2 separate regions of the Homo sapiens genome follow, and region 1 is linked to region 2. A link is an interaction called in ENCODE POLR2A ChIA-PET data of the cell type or tissue named here. Cell type or tissue: K562. All regions are shown on one strand. Links, peaks and the distances in the headings refer to the core of each region. The heading gives the core; the rest is flanking DNA. Region 1 overlaps TMEM63A (transmembrane protein 63A). Region 2 has its middle 31 kb from the start of ACBD3-AS1.

Region 1 (5,847 bases), core at 561-5,560, 270 kb before region 2:
CATTTCCTCCCAATCCCAGGCTCCAGCCACTGACCCCAGGCACAGAGCCCTGCCATACTCCTCCTGAGACCCTGGCTGTGAGGGCTTGACATCATCCACCTGTCCTGCATGTTCCCTGCTTGGCCAGCATAGCCACAGGTGTGTCGCTGGGTAATGAGTCCTTCTGAGGCCCTCCCTTGTTTGGAACTTGTCCAAGGACAGACACCGATAAGAGAGCCTGACACCTGGGAGGCAGCCACCAGAAAGAACCCTGCAGATGAGGTCGGCTCTGTCCTGGCCACGGCTGTCAGGAAGGCTGGTGACTACAGCTCTGGAACCCTGGGGCTCTGCTTTCCCTTCCCAGCCCCACCCTAGGAGCAGGACCCTGGAGGCTGTGTGCAGAGAGAACTAGGAAGGCAAGGAGCCCTGTGTCTCTCTACCATGGGGTCTTCCTCTGAAGCAGGTGCAATGTTCATTTCTTGAATTCAAAGGGAAGTCTGCCTGACACCCTCTTGGAGCCTAGTGGAGGACCTCGCACAGGCAGGTGCATCGCTGATGACAAACCTTTGTCAAACCCTAGCGCCTTACCATGTGCCTTCACTAAAGCCCCAAACTCACCAGGCATTAAATATGCAGAGAAGGAAAGAGAGCAGGGAACTGAAACCAAGGGGGATGGCCATGAATCGAGACAAGACTCTATCTCCTCAACAGTTTCAAATATGCAGGTTAAAATACCCAGGGGGACCAGGATTCCTTCTCTGCCATTAATTCACAAACTTGCCTGCCATGTGATCTTAGCAAGAGATGATCAAAGATTTGCCGGGGCCCATCTGGTTGGGACTGTTACAACCAAAGCAAAAAAAAGGGCGACAAGCTCAGAGGCTGAGGGGCACAGCTTACTGTGAACGGTGGGGGCATGTGGGCCTCTGCCTCACTTCCTTTGTCACTTGCAGGCTCTTCTGTCTGCAGATAACAGCAAAAACTTGCGATGATAAACAAAACTGATCTCTGTGAACAAACACCCTCCAAACACACAGACTATTAACACCCGGAATAATAGTACCAGCTGGCACCAAGCTCCCCAGCAGCCCGAGAGAGGATGGGGTGGGGGAGTGCAGGGATGAGGGGAGGAAGGGAAGCTACACATGGCACCCAACCACCCACGCCTTTCCCATGGAGAAGCAGAATCTGGAGAAGGCTGCTGCTGTGTTGATACAGACAAGGGTGGGCGGGGTTGACAGCGAGCCCGTCCCACCATCTGTTCCTCCCAGGGCTTGACCGGGCAGTGGGGTCGGGGGCCTTTACTTTGTAGTTCAGAGGGCTGAGGTGCTTGAAGCATCCAAAGCAGGTGTGAGCCAGGCAGACCAGGATGGTGAGCAGCAGCACCAGGAAGGTGAACAGAGTGGCGGGGGCCTTCATACCTGGTGATAGAGGGTGGCTAGCCTTGGGGTGGGCAGGGAGGGGCCACCACCTACCCTCACCCTGCTGAGGAAGGGGCCGCACCTGGTGTGGAAACTGCCCGTGACTTCTCCCTCAGGCAGAAAATAAAGGTAAGGCCTAACCCCCCACCCCCACCCCTCAACTCCAGCAGCAAGGATGGTGTCTTCACAGCCAGGAACACACAGAGGGACCCACTGAATGACTGGCATCATCCCTGGTCAGATTTCAGGCACTGGGGTGCCAAGTCAATGGCAATTCTTCAGCCTCCTTGCTGGTCCGTTCCCTCCAGTCTCCAGTGCCCTGGGCTAGAGAGGATGGACCCTCCCACACCCCCAGTCTGACCGGGGCAGACGTGTCTTTCCCCCAGGAGTGTCAGTTTTCTCTCCTCCACGTCCCCACCTCTTCCATGCCAGGAGGTACAAGGAGCTGGGCCCAACCACCAGCCTCAAAGGGCAAATCTGGATCAGCTTCCCCATTTCCTCTGGTTCAGTCCCTGCACAGCTGATAAAGGCACTATCTTCTCTCCAGGGATGTATGGGACAATTGACCAGGCCTTCACAAGGGTTACACCTGCACTCGGGCTAGCTTAGGAGCCAGGCTGTCAACACCACACCCAACCAGCCCCTCACCCTGGGTATCATGTTTTGATTGGACACCTAACCAGTCCTCACTCTGGGCACCACATTCTGACTAGACATGTAACCAACCCTCATTCTGGGTACCACGTTCTGATGGGACACCTAACCAGCCCTCACTCTGGGCACCACATTCTGACTGGATGCCATGCTGATGCTGTGAAAGCAATGAGGGATCTGACTGGCTGGTGGGGATGCAGGGCTGGGAGGCCAAGGGCTGGCCCCAGGTCAGAAGGGCTGCTCACCCAGGCGCAGGAAGGAAAAGAAGTAGAGCCAGAAGAGGCACAGGATGGGGGCTGCCAAGGCCTGGTTCACAGCGGCAAAGTGGATCCCCTTCTCCAGCTTGGCTGGGAGGTAGACGAAGTAGAGGTTGTGCCGGTCCACCATGTGCTTGAGCAGGATGTAGATGAGGCCTGCAGGGGATGGGGCTGTGAGCTGGAGACCTCGCAGGGCCACACAGACACCTCTGTCCTCTTCCTCTCCGGGGCGGCTATTTTGGCAAGGAGCCAGGGCTGGGGCTGCTGCTCTACTGCCTGAACACAAAATGAGGCATCCTGCACCTCTGGCTACTAGTTTTTTTTCACTTTCTCTCTCCTACCCACTTCCTCACTTATCTGTGACCCCAAGGTGTAGGGGATCGGTCAGGGTGGTGGGAGAAAATTTAAGATAAAGTTATAGGAAATAGACACAAACCTTCTTGGAAAGCCGAGAGGTTTGCATAGCTTCAGTAAAGGGTTTGGCTGAAGGCAGCTGAATTCTCTTAAAAGCTTAGGGTGCAGATACATAGGAATGTGGGGGAGTTTACCTAAATAGCTTGTTTACTCATGTGGTCCTAAGACCAACCTTTGATCATCCACTGGTGCATGATTGCTCGCTATTCAGGGGGTCGGCAATGTTAATTACCCTCTAGTGGTGTTTACTCGAGACCTTTGTCATTTAGTCTGTACTAAATAAATGCGAACTTCGCCTGGCATTGAGGACTACACTGCAGACTCAGGCTGCAGAGCCCCTTAGCCGCACTGACAGGCAAAATATCTGTCAGTGTATGTCTGTCTGTCTGTTTTTTTGAGACAGAGTCTCTGTTGCCCAGGCTGGAGTGCAGTGGTGCGATCTCGGCTCACTGCAAGCTCCGCCTCCTGGGTTCATGCCATTCTTCTGCCTCAGCCTCTCAAGTAGCTGGGACTACGGGCGCCTGACACCATGCCCGGCTAATTTTTTATATTTTTAGTAGAGATAGGGTTTCACCATGTTAACCAGGATGGTCTCGATCTCCTGACCTCGTGATCCGCCCACCTTTGCCTCCCAAAGTGCTGGGATTACAGGCGAGAGCCACCGCACCCGGCAGTGTATGTCTTTCATCCGTCGCTGGGTCAGGGTCTGTGGGACAGACCCTGCACCAAGGGAGTCACAGTGTCTGTGATCCTGTCCCCACAGAACACTAACATTCCAGAATCATCTTGGAAAGAGGCTGTTTCACAGTTGGATGCCTGGCCTCAATTCCTCCCCAGCCCTTCCCATGCTGAGCCCCTGTATGTCAGTGCTCCCACACCCCTGGCCTTCTCCCACCCGGCTGATCCCTGCCCTCATCACAGTCAACAGAGAATGAGGCCCAAGGGTCTTACCCCAGGGGTGGCACAGGAGCACACAGGGGACCAACAGAAAGTGGGTGCTGCCTTTTCTATTATGCCAGGTTCTTTTGTTTTTTTATTTTTTATTTTTTTTGAGATGGAGTCTCGCTCATTGGTCAGGCTGGAGTGCACTGGTGCAATCTTGGCTCACTGCAACCTCTGCCTCCTGAGTTCAAGTGATTCTCCTACCTCAGCCTCCCGAGTAGCTGGGATTACAGGCGCCTGCCACCATGCCCAGTTAATTTTTGTATTTTTAGTAGGGACAGGGTTTCATCATATTGGCCAGGTTGTTCTTGAACTTTTGACCTCAGGTGATGCACTGCCTAGGCCTCCCAAAGTGCTGGGATTACAGGCATAAGCCATCGTGCCCAGCCCCAGGTTCTTTTTTAAAAAATAAATTTTGTTTTGAAAGTGTAAATACTGTAGATTTTTAAAACTACACAAGAAAGTATACAGGGAAAACTAAAACAACTTTTCCCCCTAAAACTCAGCTATCACTGCCAGCAGTCTCTTGGGTTTTTTGTTTCCTTCTAGAGCCTTTCATTAATCTGCCAGTTGCAGATGTTTTATTTCAGTGGCCAGGACCTTGGTCTTTAAACAGTCCTGAGTTCAAAGGCTGGTTCTCCTGCTTACTAACAACATACGAAGTTATTTTGTGTGAAGGGGGAATAGAAACAGGAACTGCCTTGTAGGATGAGGTGAGAAATGTGGTAATCCACGTGGAGGCAGGCATCTGCCAGAGTGAAAGCAGCACGAGAGCTTTGATTGTGACTCTGGCACTGTCTTACTTGCTGCTAAAGAAATCAACCATGAACGACATAGTCAGTGGGCAGAGAACCTCAGACCAGAAATACTAAGAGAGGTCCTAGCTGAGGGCCAGTGGGAGGAATTCATTTAAAAATGAATGAGGCCGGGTGCTGTGGCTCATGCCTATAATCCCAGCACTTTGGGAGGCTGAGGCGGGTGGATCACCTGAGGTCAGGAGTTCAAGACCAGGCTGGCCAACATGGTGAAACCCCATCTCTACTAAAAATACAAAAAGTTAGGCAGGCATGGTGGCGGGCACCTGTAATCCCAGCTACTCAGGAGGCTGAGATGGGAGGATGGCTTGAGCCCAGGAGGTGGGGGTTGCAGTAAGCCAAGATCATGCCACTCCAGCCTGGGCATCAGCATGAGACCCTGTCTCAAAACAAAAAAAGAAAGAAATGAGTGAAATCTGGTGTCACGTGAGTCTTTAGCAGCTTGTGGCTCTTGTGGCTGTGGTTTTGGGAACTCCATTGTGCCCTGGTGATAGCTGTCCCCGAGAGGTTTGGTGCAATCAGCCGTCCATGTACCCATGTACCCTGGGACAGGCTCCAGGGCCACTCACCAAATGGCGCGATGATGGGACAAGTGATGCTGTAGGCCACGATGACAGTGAAGACACACAGCATCCATGCATACATGGCTCCAAACTCGTACTGGAAGGCCTGGTTCTGGGAGGAGGAGGTGGTGAGGAGCTCATGGACTTGTTCCACCTCAAACACCCTTTTGTGCTCTCTAAGTGGTGATGGGAGAGCAGGGTGGAGGAGGACTTTGGAAATAGGAGATGCGTGGCTCCCCGCCTCCCAAGGTCCTTCCCATCCCTCCCAGCCTGCCCTGCTTCACTCAGTGCACCCAGCCCTCCCGAGGCATGGTGATGCGTGTTTGCTAGTGCTCCCTTCGTTCCACCCAACAGGCATGTGAGCCCCTGGAGGGAAGAGGTGGTCAGGGAAGAGGTGTAGAGTGACTCCAGCCCTTCTAGCAGGGGATCCTGGGCCAGCTTAGTTCATGCCTCTGTGAAATCGGGATACTAGCAGTGCCCAGCTCATAAGGGGGCTGAGAATGAAATGAAGGAATGCAGCACTTCTCCCACTTTCCTCGCACAGTGCCCACCATGGCAGAGGAGAATAAAAGAGAAAGCCACACCCTCCAGTTCAGGGAATCCTGGAATAAATGCCACAAGCCGAAAATGCCTTTGACATCTGGGGTTTGGCTAAGAATTTATGCAAATGGGTGCCTACAGAAAAAGAGTCTGTTGGTTTGAGTTGTATGTATGTATGTGTGCGATCAAACCGTTTCAAATGCCAAAGTCCCAAGCTCTCTCCTCCAGCCTGTGAGCTAGAGAGGAGGCTGGAGGAGGCCAC
Region 2 (7,128 bases), core at 1,117-6,116:
GGAGTTTGAGACCAGCCTGGGCAACACAGTGAGACCCTGTCTCTACAAAAAATACAAAAATTAGCTGGTGTGCCTGTAGTCCCAGCTACTCAGAGGCCGAGAAGTTGCAGTGAGCCAAGATTGTGCCACTGCACTCCAGCCTTGGTGATAGAGCAAGACCATGTCTCAGTAAATAAATAAATAAAATAAGGCCGGGCACAGTGGTTCATGCCTGTAATGCCAGCACTTTGGGAGGCTGAGGCAGGCAGATCACCTGAGGTCAGAAGTTCAAGACCAGCCTAGCCAACATGGTGAAACCCCATCTCTACAAAACTACAAAAATTAGCCAGGCATGGTGGTGCATGCCTGTAATCCCAGCTACTCGGGAGGTGGAGGCCGGAGAATCCCTTGAACCCGGGAGGTGGAGGTTGCAGTGAGCCGAGATCGCACCATTGCACTCCAGCCTGGGCAACAGAGTGAGACTCCATCTCAAAAAAAATTAAAATAACATAAAAATAAATAAGTAAATAAATAAAATATATTGTAACAACTGTGGATTCCAGTTCCCTTTCCCAGCATTGTTGTTGCCGTCTTGTTTGTTCATTTAGTGGCTGGCTTGGACTGATTCTTTGGAGTCTGCCTTCTCCTCACAGTGTGCAGCTGCTGCTATTTCTGCTGCTTTTCTTTTTTAAGAAAACAAGTTTTATTTTTATAATTAGAACGTTCTAATGAAAATATTATTGTAATATTAGTAACCTTTATTCCGGGCGCTGATCTGCTCAGTAGTTTTCCTGCTTGTTTTTATTTATTTATTTTATTTTTTAAGACAGAGTCTCACTCTGTCACCTGTCACCCAGGCTGGAGTGCAGTGGTGCAATCTTGGCTCACTACAAACTCCGCCTCCATCCCCACCCCACTGGGCTCAAGCGATTCTCCCACCTCAGCCTCCCGAGTAGCTGGGATTACAGGTGTGCACCACCATACCCAACTAATTTTTGTGTTTTTAGTAGAGACAGGGTTTCGCCGTGTTGCCCAGGTTGTTCTCCAACTCCTGACCTTAAATGATCCATCTGCCTCAGCCTCCCAAAGTGCGGGGATTACAGGTGTGAGCCACTGCGCCCAGCCTGCTTGTTTTTATTTTTAAGCCTGACTTTCTTTTTATTTATTTATTTATTTTTTTTTTTTTTTTATTGATCATTCTTGGGTGTTTCTCGCAGAGGGGGATTTGGCAGGGTCACAGGACAATAGTGGAGGGAAGGTCAGCAGATAAACAAGTGAACAAAGGTCTCTGGTTTTCCTAGGCAGAGGACCCTGCGGCCTTCCGCAGTGTTTGTGTCCCTGGGTACTTGAGATTAGGGAGTGGTGATGACTCTTAACGAGCATGCTGCCTTCAAGCATCTGTTTAACAAAGCACATCTTGCACCGCCCTTAATCCATTTAACCCTGAGTGGACACAGCACATGTTTCAGAGAGCACAGGGTTGGGGGTAAGGTCACAGATCAACAGGATCCCAAGGCAGAAGAATTTTTCTTAGTACAGAACAAAATGAAAAGTCTCCCATGTCTACCTCTTTCTACACAGACACAGCAACCATCCGATTTCTCAATCTTTTCCCCACCTTTGCCCCCTTTCTGTTCCACAAAACTGCCATTGTCATCATGGCCCGTTCTCAATGAGCTGTTGGGTACACCTCCCAGACGGGGTGGTGGCCGGGCAGAGGGGCTCCTCACTTCCCAGTAGGGGCGGCCGGGCAGAGGCGCCCCTCACCTCCCGGATGGGGCGGCTGGCCGGGCGGGGGGCTGACCCCCCCACCTCCCTCCCGGACGGGGCGGCTGGCCGGGTGGGGGGCTGACCCCCCCCACCTCCCTCCCGGTCGGGGCGGCCGGCCAGGCAGAGGGGCTCCTCACTTCCCAGTAGGGCGGCCGGGCAGAGGCGCCCCTCACCTCCCGGAGGGGGCGGCTGGCCAGGCAGGGGGCTGACCCCCCCACCTCCCTCCCGGACGGGGTGGCTGCCGGGCGGAGACGCTCCTCACTTCCCAGACGGGGTGGCTGCCGGGCGGAGGGGCTCCCCACTTCTCAGACGGGGCGGCTGCTGGGCGGAGGGGCTCCTCACTTCTCAGACAGGGCGGTTGCCAGGCAGAGGGTCTCCTCACTTCTCAGACGGGGCGGCCGGGCAGAGACGCTCCTCACATCCCGGACGGGGCGACAGGGCAGAGGCGCTCCCCACATCTCAGACAATGGGCGGCCGGGCAGAGACGCTCCTCACTTCCTACATGGGATGGCGGCCGGGAAGAGGCGCTCCTCACTTCCTAGATGAGATGGCGGCTGGGCAGAGACGCTCCTCACTTTCCAGACTGGGCAGCCAGGCAGAGGGGCTCCTCACATCCCAGACGATGGGCGGCCAGGCAGAGACGCTCCTCACTTCCCAGACGGGGTGGCGGCCAGGCAGAGGCTGCAATCTCAGCACTTTGGGAGGCCAAGGCAGGCGGCTGGGAGGTAGATGTTGTAGCGAGCCGAGATCACGCCACTGCACTCCAGCCTGGGCACCATTGAGCACTGAGTGAAGGAGACTCCGTCTGCAATCCTGGCACCTCGGGAGGCCGAGGCTGGCGGATCACTCGCGGTTAGGAGCTGGAGACCAGCCCGGCCAACACAGCGAAACCCAAAAAATACGAAAACCAGTCAGGCGTGGCGGTGCGCGCCTGAGGCACTCGGCAGGCTGAGGCAGGAGAATCAGGCAGGGAGGTTGCAGTGAGCCGAGATGGCAGCAGTACAGTCCAGCTTCGGCTCGGCATCAGAGGGAGACAGTGGAAAGAGGGGAGGGGGAGGGGGAGGTGGAGGGAGAGGGAGAGTTAAGCCTGACTTTCTAAGGGTTGTCCCTGGAAGCCAGTGATTGGTCAGAGGTTGTGAGAAACAATTTGAGCCAGTAAAGCTTCCACTGTTTGCTAATGGATCTGTGTGTAGATTGTGAGGAACATATTCAAAGTCCAGACAACTTTACAAGTCTGATGCTGCTTTTGCTTTCCCCCAGGCCCTTTCCTGTCTCCTCTGCAGTGTGCCAGTCACGATGTTCTCCTCCGCATGTGTGGGTAGCTAGGGCCCTCTCTGGTCTCTCTTGAGTGTGATGCAAACTTTCGCATGCCTGCAGCCTTCCAGACCACTGAGGGTGTGAGGCCGCTTACCCACTAATCCCTCCTTCTCAGAGGAGGGTCAGGGTGAGCCGTGTTCGGGCCCTTAGTGCCACAGTCAAGAAGGATGCCTGGGCCGGGCGCAGTGGCTCATGCCCGTAATCCCAGAACTTTGGGATGCTGAGGCAGGTGGATCACCTGAGGTCAGCAGTTCTAGACCAGCCTGGCCAACATGGTGAAACCCCGTCTCTACTAAAAATACAAAAATTAGCCAGATGTGGTGGCGGGTGCCTGTAATCCCAGCTACTCGGGAGGCTGAGGCAGGAGAATCGCTTGAACCCAGGAGGCAGAGGATGCGGTGAGCTGAGATTGTGCCATTGCACTCCAGCTGGGCGACAAGAGTGAAACTCCGTCTCAAAACAAAAAGGATGCCAGGACCTCAGGCACAGCCCAGAAGCACATGCTCCCCTGCTGAGGTGCTGCAGGGAAAATGGGGGTCTTTCTGCTCCCATAGAAAGATGACTTCTGCTCCCAGGCCAATTCTACATGGCCTTCTCCCTTCTCTTCCCCTTCACAAATATATTCAACGGTCCACAGGCAGGGGCCTTGGGGAAAGAGATAACAAAGACAAGGTTCTCAATGACAAGAAACTCGGGCTAGCCTTAAGTGATTAACTCTCTCTTTTTTTTTTTTCTTTTTTTTTTTTTTGAAATGGAGTCAGTCAGGCTGGAGTGCAGTGGTGCAATCTTGGCTCACTACAACCTCCATCTGCTGGCTTCAAGCCATTCTCCTGCCTCAGCTTCCCGACTAGCTTGGATTACAGGTGCCTGCCACCACGCCTGACTAATTTTTGTTTTTTAGTAGAGACGAAGTTTCACCATGTTGGTCAGGCTGGTCTTGAACTCCTGACCTCAAGCCTTCCACCTGCCTCGGCTTCCCAAAGGGCTGGGATTACAGGCATGAGCTACCACGCCCGGCCCGTGATTAACTTTTAGACAATATCCTGAGTGCCCCAACCAGTGTTAACTGGGAGCTAAGGGGAGAGTGCTGGTAGACAGATACTGTGCTCTGAGGGATGAGCACCCCAGCTTCCCCCATGCACCCGCAATTCAGGATGTTGTGAGTGATGTTCTTTCCTTTGCATGCCTCACTTTTTTTGTTTGTTTGTTTGTTTGAGACAGGTTCTCTCTATGTCGCCCAGGCTGGAGTGTGCAGTGGTTATTCATGGGTATGATCATAGCGCACTGCAGCCTCCATCTCCTGGGCTTAGGCGATCCTCCCACCTCAGCCTCCCGAGTAGCTGGGACTATAGATGTATACCACTGCACACGGCTGTATGCCTCAGTTTTTATGAATATTTTATTTATTTACTTGTTGGGTAACATTCATGTAGCTCAACATTCTGAAGGGGCCAAAGGGTATTGAGGGACAACTCCCCTCCCTTCCCCAGCCCCCAGCAACCTGGCTTCTGTGCAGCCCTGTGTTCCAGCTGTAAGGTTTAGGCTCCCAGGTATGCAGCAAACATTTCCCTGCCAGTGGGATAATGAAGCTGCCTGTCAGGAGCACCTCCAGCCCCAGCCCTGGAGATGAGACTGCCTTATAGCGCTCTAGCTTGATGGGCGCAGATGACAGTGACAGCCAAGGCCAGAGGAGGGCAGGACCAGAGTGGGTCTAGGGACGTGGGAACCTGGGAGAGGCTAGGAGCAAAGCAAGGAGTGTCCTGGCTTGGGCCTCATCCTCCAGAGTCCCAAAGGCCTGCTCACTCAGCCCTCAGGGTGACCAGAGACCTCAAGTATTGCAAAGTCTCCACAGCGGGTCTCTCTGACTGCCCTCACCACGCAACTCCTGAGGGCTGGACTCTATCCTGTAGGAGGTGGGGTGGGGTCCACTCTTTCCCTTTGGATGGGGGCAAATGGCAATTGTATTCCAGATGACAAAAGGGCTGTTGATATTTGGGGGAACCAGGTCGGGAAGGGGAGTTGGGGGAGGATTCTCCTGATGATCTGTTCCAGCAGAGGCATGTCACTTCTTGAGGGACAGTGGCAGCTGTCAGCTAAAAGTTTTATTAAAGAAGCCCCTGACACTAACAGAGAGGTGATGAAGAATGATGGTGATGAATGTGGGTGCGGTGAACTGTTCGTTTTCTCATGGTGCCATCCCCACATGAGGCTCCTGCCTCAGGCGGCCTCTGTCTAGATTCATCTAGGCAATTAAGATTGCTGTGGGTGGCGGGGGTGGTGGTGTCTGTCTCCCCTCCCACCTTGGCCTGCTGCTCATGGTGTGGAGGAGGGGAGGAGATGGGAAGAGGGAGGAAGGGAAGGGTGAAGGAGGGGGAATCAGCTTTTTCTTAATGAGCAAATTCTTGAGGCTGGGGACCTTGACTGCTGGGGACCCTGGGCTACTTTGATGGGTATGAGGTGGGGTACAGGGTAGGGAGGATCCTTAGACCTTCCTGGTGTGAATGGGCATTTTCTGGAGCTGGGAGTCTATTTCTAAGGGAGGAGAGGAAGGGTCTGGATGAAGCATAGCCAGTTCCCCCGGGCTGACGCCTGACTGCAGGGAGGTGTGCACCCCCTTCCAGACATGTCCAGAGCAGGCCCTCATAGGATGGGGGAAGCCCTGCGAGGAGGTCACACAGGGCAAGTTGGAGAGCCAGAACAAGGATGGGGCCTCATGACTCAAGAGGCTTAGAGAGCTCTTTCTCCCTTTGTGGTGTATCTGTCCCTGTCCCAGACAGGAGTCCTCAGTGACCCTCAATATTCAATCAGCCAAGCCACAGGCAGCAGGCCCTTGGACATCACTGGACAACAGGGAGGAGCCCCAGGTGGGTGAAGGAAGGTGGAAGAGAGACAAAGGGCCTTCCAGGAGGAGGGTCTGGCCTATCTCCACAGTCCCCAGAGCCCCAGGCTATCTTTCTGCTGTGGCCAGAGGACGTTCCACTGGAACCCTTCACAACCTACAGCCAAGACTCACAGTGGAGGTCTCTGGGCAAGTCCCCCTTGGTCCCATTTTATAGATAAGGAAACAGTCTCAGAGAGGCTGGGTGACTTGCCTTGCTTAGGTCACACAGCTAGTAAATGGTGAAGTCAGAGTGTCCCCCCCAACCCCCCAATATGAGGAAGTAAGAATCACTCTCCGTGAACCCCAGAAAAATATGTCTTTATGTTTCCGCCCTCACCCCTACTGGAGAGCCTGATTCGAAACAAGTGTCAGGAACTGTGGGTAGGACAAATGAATGAAGAATAAACAGAAAAGGATGGCGGCAATCCACTGCACGAGGTGCATTCTGCCTGTGCACAGAGGATGAAGCCTGTCTCTCTTGAATGGGCTGTAAGCCCTCTCAAGCTGCAGGGATGCGGTGGTGGGAAGGACAGCCCCAGAGCTGTAATGAAGGCAGCTGGGTGGTTCCCACCTGAAGCCCCAGGTCTGGCTCCCCTCCCCATAGGCTTCTCAGGATTCCACCCTCACTGTGTGCCAGGGCAGGCCTGAGCATCACCCTAGGGGAGGCCAGGGCTGCTGGGGAGGGGCAGCTTTCCAACCTCAATGGGAATGAAGAGGGCACCATCAAACCAGCACTGGCTTCCGCCTCTTCTGCAGGTGAGAGGGTGGAAAGCCTGTGCTCGTTCCACCAGCTTTTTGGATTTAATGAAAAATTCACAACGTTCAGGAGATTGATTTTTGGGCTTTTTGTTTGTTTTGTTTTGTTTTTTGTTGTTTGCTTTTTTGAGACAGGGTCTCACTCTGTCACCCAGGCTGGAGTACAGTGGTGCGACCTTGGCTCACTGCAACCTCTGCTCACTGGTTCAAGTGATTCTCTTGCCTCAGCCTCCCAAGTAGCTGGGACTACAGGCGTACATCACTACGCCTGGCTAATGTTTGTATTTTTAGTAGAGACGGGGTTTCACTGTCTTGGCCAGGCTGGTCTCGAACTCCTGGCCTCAAATGATCCACCCACCTCTGCCTCTCAAAGTGCTGGGATTACAAGTGTGAGCCACTGTGCCCCGCCAACGTTCAGGAGATTT

What was found. Peaks named below come from ENCODE experiments on the same cell type or tissue, not always from the same donor. Only the 100,000 strongest peaks of a DNase experiment are listed, where the experiment ranks them.
Region 1: POLR2A ChIA-PET joins it to region 2 with 7 read pairs; 1 of 35 experiments calls an interaction of 5 or more read pairs at or near these places.

Annotation. Positions count from the first base shown.
Region 1 is chr1:225,847,613-225,853,459 of GRCh38, forward strand. It overlaps TMEM63A (transmembrane protein 63A), which reads right to left. Exons shown (of 25, transcript NM_014698.3): 20 at 5,052-5,157; 21 at 2,300-2,467; 22 at 1,285-1,400; 23 at 880-942. Among named protein-coding and RNA genes, the nearest start is that of TMEM63A, 32 kb to the right of the region's middle. RefSeq lists enhancers at 740-789, 2,618-3,164, 4,549-4,598 and a silencer at 4,409-4,458. In K562, for the core only: no CTCF peak of the experiment used is centred there; DNase peaks (open chromatin) are centred at 1,201 and 2,569.
Region 2 is chr1:226,113,151-226,120,278 of GRCh38, forward strand. No RefSeq gene overlaps it. Among named protein-coding and RNA genes, the nearest start is that of ACBD3-AS1, 31 kb to the right of the region's middle. RefSeq lists an enhancer at 1,930-2,734. In K562, for the core only: no CTCF peak of the experiment used is centred there; a DNase peak (open chromatin) is centred at 3,716.